Linked DNA regions of Homo sapiens: region 2 is linked to region 1. A link is an interaction called in ENCODE POLR2A ChIA-PET data of the cell type or tissue named here. Cell type or tissue: GM12878. All regions are shown on one strand. Each heading gives the region's core, and the rest is flanking DNA. Links, peaks and the distances in the headings are about the cores only. Region 1 overlaps YOD1 (YOD1 deubiquitinase). Region 2 overlaps IL19 (interleukin 19).

Region 1 (5,386 bases), core at 387-5,386:
CCAAGTCAAAACAAAATAGAAAATATATTTGAAATGCCTGCTTTTCTGTTCTTGAATGTCTCATTCAGGCTTAAAGATATAAGATAAGCATAGATACTTACCATCCAGTAAGTATACACTTTGCCAAATACATGTCCTGCTTTGTAGCCTTCGCCACATAACTAAGAGCACAAGCCACTCTTTTTCTAAGCTCTAATGGGATGGTAAAGAGGACAGAAAAAAACTACGTTTTACTTTTTGTAGTTATAACTAGCATTTAAAACAGATTTTTTTTTTTTTTTTTTTTTTGAGACAAGAGTCTCGCTCTGTCGCCTAGGCTGGAGTGCAGTGGCGCTATCTCGGCTCACTGCAAGCTCCGCCTCCCAGGTTCACGCCATTCTCCTGCCTCAACCTCCCAAGTAGCTGGGACTACAGGCGCCCGCCACCACGCCCGGCTACTTTTTGTATTTTTAGTAGAGACAGGGTTTCACCGTGTTAGCCAGGATGGTCTCGATCTCCTGACCTCGTGATCTGCCCTGCCTCGGCCTCCCAAAAAGCTGGGATTACAGGCATGAGCCACCGCGCCTGGCCAGATTTTTTTTTTTTTTTAATTATACTTTAAGTTCTGGGATACATGTGCAGAACGTGCAGTTTTGTTACATAGGTATACATGTGCCATGGTGGTTTGCTGCACCCATGAACCCGTCATCTACATTAGGTATTTCTCCTAATGCTATCCCTCCTCTTACACCCCACCCCACTGACAGGCCCCAATGTGTGATGTTCCCTTCCCTGTGCCCATATGTTCTCATTGTTCAACTCCCACTTATGAGTGAGAACATGCAGTGTTTGGTTTTCTGTTCCTGTGTTAGTTTGCTGAGAATGATGGTTTCCAGCTTCATCCATGTCCCTGCAAAGGACGTGAACTCATTCTTTTCTATGGCTGCATAGTATTCCATGGTGTATATGTGCCACATTTCTTTATCCAATCTATCATTGATGGGCGTTTGGGTTGGTTCCAAGTCTTTGCTATTGTGAACAGTGCTGCAATAAACATATGTGTGCATGTGTCTTTATAGCAGAATGATTTAAATCCTTTTGGTATATACTCAGTAATGGGATTGTTGGGTCAAATGGTATTTCTAGTTCTAGATCCTTGAGGAATCGCCACACTGTTTTCCACAATGGTTGAACTAATTTACACTCCCACCAACAGTGTAACACGTGCCTATTTCTCCACATTCTCTCTAGCATCTGTAAAACAGATTTTAAGATGATAGGGACCTAATGACTTCTAGCACTATTTCTCATGCAAAAGACTACCTCCATTACTAATGTATTTTGATAGCTTTCATTTTCATTCTTGTTAGGTTTTTAATGTAAGTTTACTTTGCAACAATATCTATCCTTTTTTAGTCTGAGTTCTTTCCTCTAGGGCCTCAGAGAATAAATCTAATTCATCTTTTATACATGTCCCAAAATTTGAAGTTAGCTAACATGTCAATCTCTTCTTTTCCCCCTCATTTCTTCAGCCTCCAAGACGGCCATCAAACCTGTTTTTCACCACATTTTACAGGTAAAACCCACATCCAAACCTCCAATGCAACATGACCAACATTAAGACTATTGCGGCCAGGCGCAGTGGCTCACGTCTGTAATTCCAGCACTTGGGGAGGCTGAGGCGGGCAGTTCACGAGGTCAGGAGATCAAGACCATCCTGGCTAACGTGGTGAAACCCCATTCCTACTAAAAATACGAAAAATTAGCTGGGCGTGGTGGTGGGCGCCTGTAGTCCCAGCTACTTGGGAGGCTGAGGCCAGAGAATGGTGTGAACCTGGCAGGCGGAGCTTGCAGTGAGCCGAGATCACCCCACTACGCTGCAGCCTGGGCGACACAGCAACACTCTGTCTCACAAAAAAAAAAAAAAAAAAAAAAAAAAAAAAAAGACTATTGCTTCCTTTTTCCTGCTCTTTCAAGTATTAAAATGCAGCTATTTTTGCAACCTAAGCCATAGTACTCTATTCGGATCAGAATTAGAATTAAGTACCATTGCTTCGTCTTTTGTCAAACCAACTATAAAGCCAGGTTTTCCCTCATGCTGAACTCACATAATGGATTGTTTAGAATTCAAGGGCAGGACTTCACATTTAGGAATATTCAACGTTAGGATTTTTTGGCTTGTTGAGATTTTTGAATTGTCATTCATTGTTCTACAAATCTTCTCTGGATTTACATTATCTGTAAACTTAATAACTGTAAGTGGTGAGTGAAAATGAATTGCATGAGGCTAAGGACATAAAACTGGTATAAGCCATAAGAGATCTCTCGCAAGTTGATTAATGGTTCATTTAAACCACCATGGTGATAGCCACGATTCCCAAACTTTTTTTTTTTTTTTTAAATCATGCATCAGAATCGCCTGGTGGGCTTACTAAAATTGATTGTTGGGTCTCACCAATTTCTGATGTCCTTCTGAGCACTTGCATTTCTAACAAGTTCCCAGGTAATGTGATGACCAACTTTGGGAAGCATTGCTTTATGGGCACAATTAATCATTCAATAAGCTTCCATCACACAACCCAACCGATTCTTTATGAACCTTGTAATGTGAAGTTTGGCTTGACTTATTCTTATGTTGGATGTACACTGACCCCCAGAAATATATTTTATGCTGCTGTACAAACTGATTAGATATTATTATACTTCCACGTCCATAATTTTAAAGCTTTCAATGAGAAAGAATGGGTTAAATAGTTTAGTTTAGTTAGGGAACCTGAACTCTGGCCAATTGTAATAGCCACAGGGTTGCTTCAAATACATGTTTAAATGTTGACATTGCCAAAGATGAAATAAACCCTCCTATAGTGATGTTGCTGTTTTCAAACAGATCTAAGTTCACAAAGATTGCAGTCTATTAGAAAATAAATATTAAGCCTTTCCACACTGACAACTTGTCAGCAACAAATATTGAATTACAACTTGTAGGATTGGATTTAGAAAAAAATTTAGTCAATGAATGGGAATTTCAACCTTTCGTTAAGGAGAAATACCTTAGTTTCTCCTGTCTCATTCATTGAGTCCGCCTAAAGGGTGATATTTGGCAGATTTTGGTACCTTAGTTAAAGATTCGGTAAGCTTTTGATAATATGTATATTGAGTAAAATAGCCGTTCAGTGGCCATATCTGCCCTGATCCCAAAATATACTCAAACAACGTTTTCACTTCATTTATTCCTTTGAAACAAGTCACTTAATACAGCATTTAGATATTTAAAGTCATACACCTCATAAATAAAATCAATGCATCTTAATGACAATGGCAAAATCACATAAGAGTTGTAGAAAATGAAGTTAGACATCTTCCAGGTAGCAGCAGTGTATTACTTCAAAAAATGCTGGCAAATAGGCAAAACATTTTTAAAACAAGAAAACACTGTCCATCTGCATTAAGAAAAAATATTTTCTTATGCTGTTTTGCCCATCCCTACTTTTTCAAGTCATATTCTAAAGCTCTAATTTGACGGTCTTTACTTGTGGTTTTCTTTTTGCGTTAGGAACCTCTGTCTCTACTGCATTAATACAGAAACTATAGGAATATTGTTGTTCTCTAACCCTTTTCACAAACTATTCATATTCATTCTGTATTTAGGCTGAATTCAAATTTTTTTCAAGGAAAAATACTATTCTGCTAAGTACATATTTCCTGTAAACAGCTGGAGTCCTGAATGGCACCAATGTGACTGGAAAACTGACAAAAATTAGGTCCCCTGGTCCTTTAAGTAACTTACGGGCTAATTACATAGCCTATACCAGTTTATAAAGTAGACTCATGTAATCATATTAGAAATTCTGAGCCTAAGATGATCCTTTCTGTTTACCTACAACTTAATCAAATTATATCTTCACCATTCCTAAACTCCTATATGTTGGTTAGTACTTTTAAAAACATATGTATAAAAGGGCATCATGGCAAAATGCTTATAATTCATGGTTTCATACTTTAATGATAAGCTTTTTCACCTATGGCCATGCTACATTCTATGACAAGAAATGGGGAAGAAGGGTTGAGTTGACACAAAGGCATTGCTTTAAAAATGTTTGGAAAAGGGTAATTCATGACTAGGAATGCATCTATTTGACAATCTCTTCTTTATCAGTGGTACTTTGTCTTCTTGGCCCTTTTCTCCCTTCACTCTACCATGAGGGGGTTACCAACCTCCTTTAAATGTGTATGAATCAAGACCTAAATCAGCACCCTACAATTCAACATCAATAATAATTTTAAGTCAAACATTCAAAGCACTGTAAGCAAAATGCTAGATAATTTTGAGAAAAATAAACACTCTCCCACAACCAGGGACACTTAATATTCTTTTTATGTGGAATGAAATGTGCTGAAATACTGTAACATAAGAAAACAGCTTTAGTTTATAAACTAGCTTATTCAAATCAAGTGTTTCACTTTGGACTTAAAATGATGCCACTTGTATATGACACGTTTAAGGCCTCTGACTCAAAAATCAGCTTCCTTATAAGTCTGCTTGGAAACAAGTTTTAAGGATCGAATCTTTTAGAAATTATCAGTCATCTCTGCACTACAAGGACAAATTTGAATACTGCATTGTATAATAATACAAGATATTCACATAATAATAAGTAACATTTTTAATGCTAGGGCACAGACCATGCTCCTAATAGTTACTGAAATTGAGTTCTACTGTTATCAAAACACCAGAATGTTGTGCCAATAGATACACTCTACACTGATGGCAATCTTTGATTAAGAAGAGCTGATGGTTAGTAGCTCAAGAATTGTACTTTAATGTCCTTAATTAGATCCCTAGAGGGCCAACATGTAAACTTTTATTCCATATATATTTTTTAAAGTGCTGCAAACAAATGTGTCTCCACACATGAAAGAACATAATTCTTAGTATGTTTAGGAAGGCCACCTGATTTGTCAAAAAAAAAAAAAAATCACTCTTGCTTAATCTTGCATACTTCCCATTCCATTTTTTTTCCCAAAAAGATGTAAGAAAACTATGTTTAGCTTAGGGCAACTTGCAACACCCACGTTTTAATCCCTCCACAGAAGGAATAAACTAGAGAAGCAAGTTAGGCATGGGCATTTAGGGACACAGACAAATTAGATAGATAACATAATGTTAGTTAATTCCTCATTATTATTTTGCTGGGACTTCATGGAATAATCAAGCGGCATGACTACATTAGTTGTTAAAAACAGGGTCAAACTGACCAGCAGTCAAGCGTCAAGGGTACCACTTGACTATGCTAATTTCATGGGAAACAATGAAGAAATCAACCATGAACCATTAGCAAAAGATGGAACACACTAATGTCTTCACTTGGCTAACACATCACAAAATTTCCAGGTATGTTAAATTTTA
Region 2 (5,386 bases), core at 60-5,059, 210 kb before region 1:
CTGGAGTGCAGTGGTGCGGTCTCGGCTCACTGCAAGCTCTGCCTCCCGGGTTCATGCCATTCTCCCGCCTCTGCCTGCCGAGTAGCTGGAATTACAGGTACTGCCACCACGCCAGGCTAATTTTTTGTATTTTTAGTAGAGACGGGGTTTCACCACATTGGCTAGGATGGTCTCGATCTCCTGACCTCGTGATCCGCCCGCCTTGGCCTCCCAAAGTGCTGGGATTACAGGCGTGAGCCACCGCTCCTGGCCTACGTTTCTTTTTTTACAAATTCGTTCTCAGTCATACTTCTTCGTGTTTTATAGTCCTCATAATGATAGGTTCTTTCTCAAATCTAACCAAAATTACTCATATAGATCTAATACATTTCATCTAAATCCTGCAATGGGCCACACATTGCTCAAGTCCATGGAGCCTCATTCCCACAGAAGGCAATAGGCATGGTACCCTCTGGAATTATGCAATTTTTGTATGCGCTCAAGACTCAGTACTTAGGAATGGCCAGGATCCACTCTTTTAAGGGAAGGAAATTGCCCTGGCATCATTATGAAAAATTCATGAGGTTGGAGTGCATGTTAGGCGGGGATAAGGAATTGGAAGACATGAGAGAGTTGTGTCCAGAACATGTCAAACTCAAAGCATTCTCCATTCTGGCTCGCCAATCTTCCCTCACATTCTTTCTGCTTCCCTACTCAACAAGTGGAAAATTGAGCTCTGATATCTCAATGGTGGGTCCATTGGTCCCAGAAGTCCTAATTCTAAGGCAGATGCAACCTTGTGTCTGGAGACCAGATTCATAATTGAATTGCAATCCTGGGAAAGATGCCATTCTATCTCAATCTATATTCTTATTTTTGATATTAGGGGTCAGGCAGCAAGGCTTAAGATGAAGAGAACTTATTTCTTATTGTTCCCCCTTCTTCCTGATTTAGGAGCTCTAAAGGGAATTATAAAATTGATAATAAATGTCATTTTCAAGTTGCTTATTATGCGCCAGGTACTGTGCTGAGGAATTATGTGTAATCACTTCATCTTCATGCTGCGCCTACATGGTGAACGTGCAGTAGGCATGATGTGTACCATTTTACAGATGAGTAAACAGGCACTGAGATTAAGTGGCTTGCCTTCAGTCTGACAGCCATAGAAAGCAGAGCCAGTCAACCCAGCTTCCAGTACCAGCGATTATGGTACACCACATGCTGGAAGAGGAGCTATAAACACATCACTTATTTCCCTTCCCCTGCAAGCTTCCTGATATGACATATCTGCCCTGAAATGAAAGCTAGGTCAGAACATATAGCCTGAGCACAAGGGGTGAATGTGGGGTGAGACTCAGCATGGACAGTGTTGCAAATCCCCTTACATGTGCAGCTGGGCTCTGAGCTGCTATTCTCACATGTGCAGAGGGACTCCGAGCCAGGCAGCTCAGGCCCTGCTGGGAAAACAGCACCCACCTCCCTCCATCCCACCCCTCTGGGGGAAACAAGGGTGGGAGTAGGGGAGATTCCCGAGGTCAAGAGTAGCTCTTTGCACCCTCTCCAAAGGAGCAGAAAGATGTCCATTAGCTCCTAACAAAGGTGTCTTCTCCTTTTCCAGGTGCCTGGCACACAGGATAGAAATACATAATATTTATTAAGGAGTACTTACTATGACACAGGTCCTTTAGCTCATTCAAATCCTCACAGTTTTATTTTACCTATTTTATGGAGCTTCAGAAAGGCTTTAAGTAGCTTTTCCAGTGTCTATAGACCTAATGCATTTCATCCAGACTCTGCAATAGGGCCACATATTGCTCAACTCCATGGAACCTCATTCCCATAGAAGGCAATAGGCATGGTAACCTTTCTGAGCAAGGCAGAGAGGGTACCTGCCTGGCCATACCCTCGTCTTATTTCCTTAATTGTTTTCTTTCTTCTTTAAGATATAGCTGATTAATCATTATTATGAAATGCCTCTTTCTTCTGGGTCTTGACATGCAGCTTCTAGGAAAAATGATAAACTCCCCATCTCCATGCAAATGAGATTTTTTTTGCAATTCTATGTTCATACAGAAAAATCCAAGTTAGGTCACTTTCCTGAGAGCTGTGGCATGCTACCAAGAAGAGAAGGGAGATAAGGAAGAAGAGAAGAGAGTGAACCAGGGTTTAAATCCAGAACTACGTTGTGAACCACTATAGTCTACCACTTCCCTCAACACTTACCATTTTATTATGTCCAAGATGCTGGACCACAAGACATCAAGTCCCTGGGGTTTCTTTCCCTTGCACCTGTCCCGTAAAAGGCCCTGATCTTTCCTGTCCCTTTTCCTTCTCTGCCGGTGCCCTGTGGCCCTCTCTGTCTCCCAAATCTGGCTGCAGGAACAGGGTTTGTACCAGCCCAGTGGGGTCTCATAATTGCACCTCATCCCAAGGTCACTTCATTTGGTTAAAAATAAGCTCCATTTATTCTGGGAGTCTGTGTTTGGGGATGTCAAAAGACAAAATTACAACACATTTAGTTTAAAGATCTTAATTGGCTTTTATTTGCAATTCTAGAATCAGGCAACATCCTATTTTATAAAAATAGAATGAGTGGTCCCATGAGCTGACAGAGGAGAGTGGTTTTGTGGGCAGACAACTGCTAGAGGAAGCAGAAACAGAGAACAAAAAGCAAACTGGTCATTTAAAAGTTACTTTCCTTGTAAAGGTTAGAGCAGAGGAGACTTCCTTATACGCTGGCTAAAACTGGCTTGTTTCAGGATTTGGCTATTATCTTTCTCTCTCCTGATTTCTCAGAAGGTTAGATAAACAGTTTAGTTTCAGCTTGGTGGTGTGGAACTTCATTCAGCATGAGCGACTCCATTTAGGTTTGGCCTATTGGCCTAGTGCAGTAACTCAGTCCAAACCAATTACCCCCTGGAAATTTTATTTAATGGGAAGAAACTGTTTATACCCTATCTTTTCATTGCCCCAAACCTGATCCCTAGAGAACTTCTTGGTAAAGAGTTTATGTAAAAAGGTAATTTAGTTAGAGAGTCTTCTAGCCCAAGAATAAGGATTTCAGGTCCTGGCTCTGCCACTGGCTGATCTTAAACCTCTCTTCTTTCCAGTCTCATTTTCTCTCTCTCTGCATTAATCAAGAATGAGAGAACCCTCCAGGGGACAAGATGAAGGGGAAATAGATGATGTGCAAAGAAATCCTTGCTTTATGAGGGGAAAAAGTGTTCCTCATGAAGTTCAACAAAATGATGCAGGTAAAGCAGTTAGCTAGCACCTGGCACATGGCAGACACTCATAGCTGCCTAAGGCATTGGAGAACTGGATCGTGCTGCAGCCAGAGGCACCTGCAGAGCCTCATGGGCTGGCTGCTGCAGGGTGTGGCTGATTGAGAGTGCTTTTGTGAGTTGGCCTGCAGGGTACACTTGGTAACGTGCCACAGCTCTCAGGAAAGTGACCTAAGTTGGATTTTTCTGCATGGACATAGAATTGCAAAAAATTCTCATTTGCATGGAGATGGGGAGTTTATTTTTCCTAGAAGCTGCATGTCAAGACCCAGAAGAAAGAGGCATTTCATAATAATGATTAATCAGCTATATCTTAAAGAAGAAAGAAAACAATTAAGGAAATACAATACTAAGAAAACAAGGGGAAAAAACAATCTCCCCAAGGTGGATCCACCCAGCAAACCTTGACAGCATTTCCTCTTATCCACCTGAATAAAAATGACCAGCCCTTTCCAAATGGCAGAGAGCACTGAGAGGAGACACAAGGAGCAGCCCGCAAGCACCAAGTGAGAGGTGAGGCTCACGCTGTCCGTCATCAGGGGCTCCTATGCACCGCCATCCTAGCCCTCCTCCTTCACTGCCGCAGGGAGGTGACCTGTTACCATTGTGTATGGCTATGATGTTCCAGATGCTGGGCATTTGGTAGAATGGGAAGGGGTACTCTATAGAAAAGGTGAATTTTCTAGTATCTTATTTTCAACGAGAAGAGATAGAGAGTGGGAAAGAAGGAGTGAAGGAAGGAAAGGTCAAGGATTTAATGTCTTTACTATTGCTTTTTTGTTCCAAGAACTGTGTTGGGCACTTTATAATGTGTTATCATTGTTTAATCCTTTGCAATGTGAAATATCTTTTTAAATGTAAGGAGCATCACTGGTTCAGAAATGGGTTCCTGTCTGTCTGGTGTCAGGGGAGCTACTGGGATCCCAGGCTATGATGTCAGAGGGAAACAATGTTGTAAGTGGGGTGGAGTAGCAGTAAAGACAGCCAGCTCAGGGACTGGCCCGCCTTCTCTCAAACCCTGGCTTGGGCAGGTTACTTCATTTTTTTGGTAAAATGGGAACAGAAACAGAGCCTACTTCATAGGGTGGTTGTGAGCATTAAATGAGAAAATTACGTAAAATTCTTGGGACAGTGCCCAATGCACATGGCACGCAGGATAAATGTTACTTACTACTAATATCTGAATTAGCCAAGATGTCTGGAATTGCCTCACCAAGCTAAGGGAGACATCTTTCTCCTCCACAAAATGCGCAAGTCTCCTGGCATGGGATGAGCAGGCAATATCTGCCTGCTTCTGAGAGTTACCTTGTCAGAAGAAAAACTGCACTCTCTTTCTTGGCTTTCTAGAAGCACCCCAGTAGCGTTCTGAGGAGACAGAGCTCTGGGGGACTCTCTACAAACTTCCCTGGCAATGGGGCCCATCCTTGTTTAGCCAGAAAGAGAGGTTGATAAAAGAGGAAAGGAGCTCTTTGGCTTAATGCCTGCCACGTGGTAAGGTCTTGACATACACCTGTCTATTCCCTGGGAATGATGCCCAGTTAAGGAGAGACAGGCAAAAATGGTTTCTAAACAGGATTTGCTGTTTCTGGCTTTCCAGAGGAGCTGGGAATCCTGAGGAAGGCATGGGGAGTGGGGGCAGCTGGGGTTCACACTCACACGTGTGAGTTACAGCAGCTTTAACTATAGCTCTACAGTCCTCGCAGCTGGCTCCCTGTGTCTTATGCCCTCCTCTCCTCCACGGCCACACACGATACACTTACCTTGGCACACACAGCTGTAAATGGGAGATCTCAGTGGGCACCATGCAAAGTGCATAGCAGAGGGCTGCTCTCGTCACATGTGTTGTCATAAGACATGCGTTAAGGCTAAGCTCTATTTATAAGCTTGTGAAATGTGGGTGAAAACAGAGATAACCCCATAAGCTGTACCATTATATTTTACGCACTTTTCTCTGTGCGCATTATGTGGCACAATACAAAGTGGTTAAATGAAGAGGCAGCAAGAAAGACAGAGGCAAGAAGGGTAAGAGAATGAGAAGCGGTGGCAAACCTCTCAGGGTCTGGCCCTGGCTATGAAGCAGCTAGCTGCAAACATGCCCCTCATACCCTTTGGCTCAGCAGGTG

What was found. ChIA-PET counts read pairs that join two places held together with the same protein. Peaks named below come from ENCODE experiments on the same cell type or tissue, not always from the same donor. Only the 100,000 strongest peaks of a DNase experiment are listed, where the experiment ranks them.
Region 2: POLR2A ChIA-PET joins it to region 1 with 11 read pairs; 4 of 35 experiments call an interaction of 5 or more read pairs at or near these places.

What each region holds. Positions count from the first base shown.
Region 1 is chr1:207,040,658-207,046,043 of GRCh38, forward strand. It overlaps YOD1 (YOD1 deubiquitinase), which reads right to left. Exons shown (of 2, transcript NM_018566.4): 2 at 3,192-5,386. It also overlaps a transcript of PFKFB2 not described here. Among named protein-coding and RNA genes, the nearest start is that of YOD1, 7.9 kb to the right of the region's middle. In GM12878, for the core only: no CTCF peak of the experiment used is centred there; no DNase peak of the experiment used is centred there.
Region 2 is chr1:206,830,625-206,836,010 of GRCh38, forward strand. All of the region lies in intron 2 of IL19 (interleukin 19), which reads left to right. Among named protein-coding and RNA genes, the nearest start is that of IL20, 32 kb to the right of the region's middle. RefSeq lists a silencer at 1,143-1,362. In GM12878, for the core only: no CTCF peak of the experiment used is centred there; a DNase peak (open chromatin) is centred at 2,723.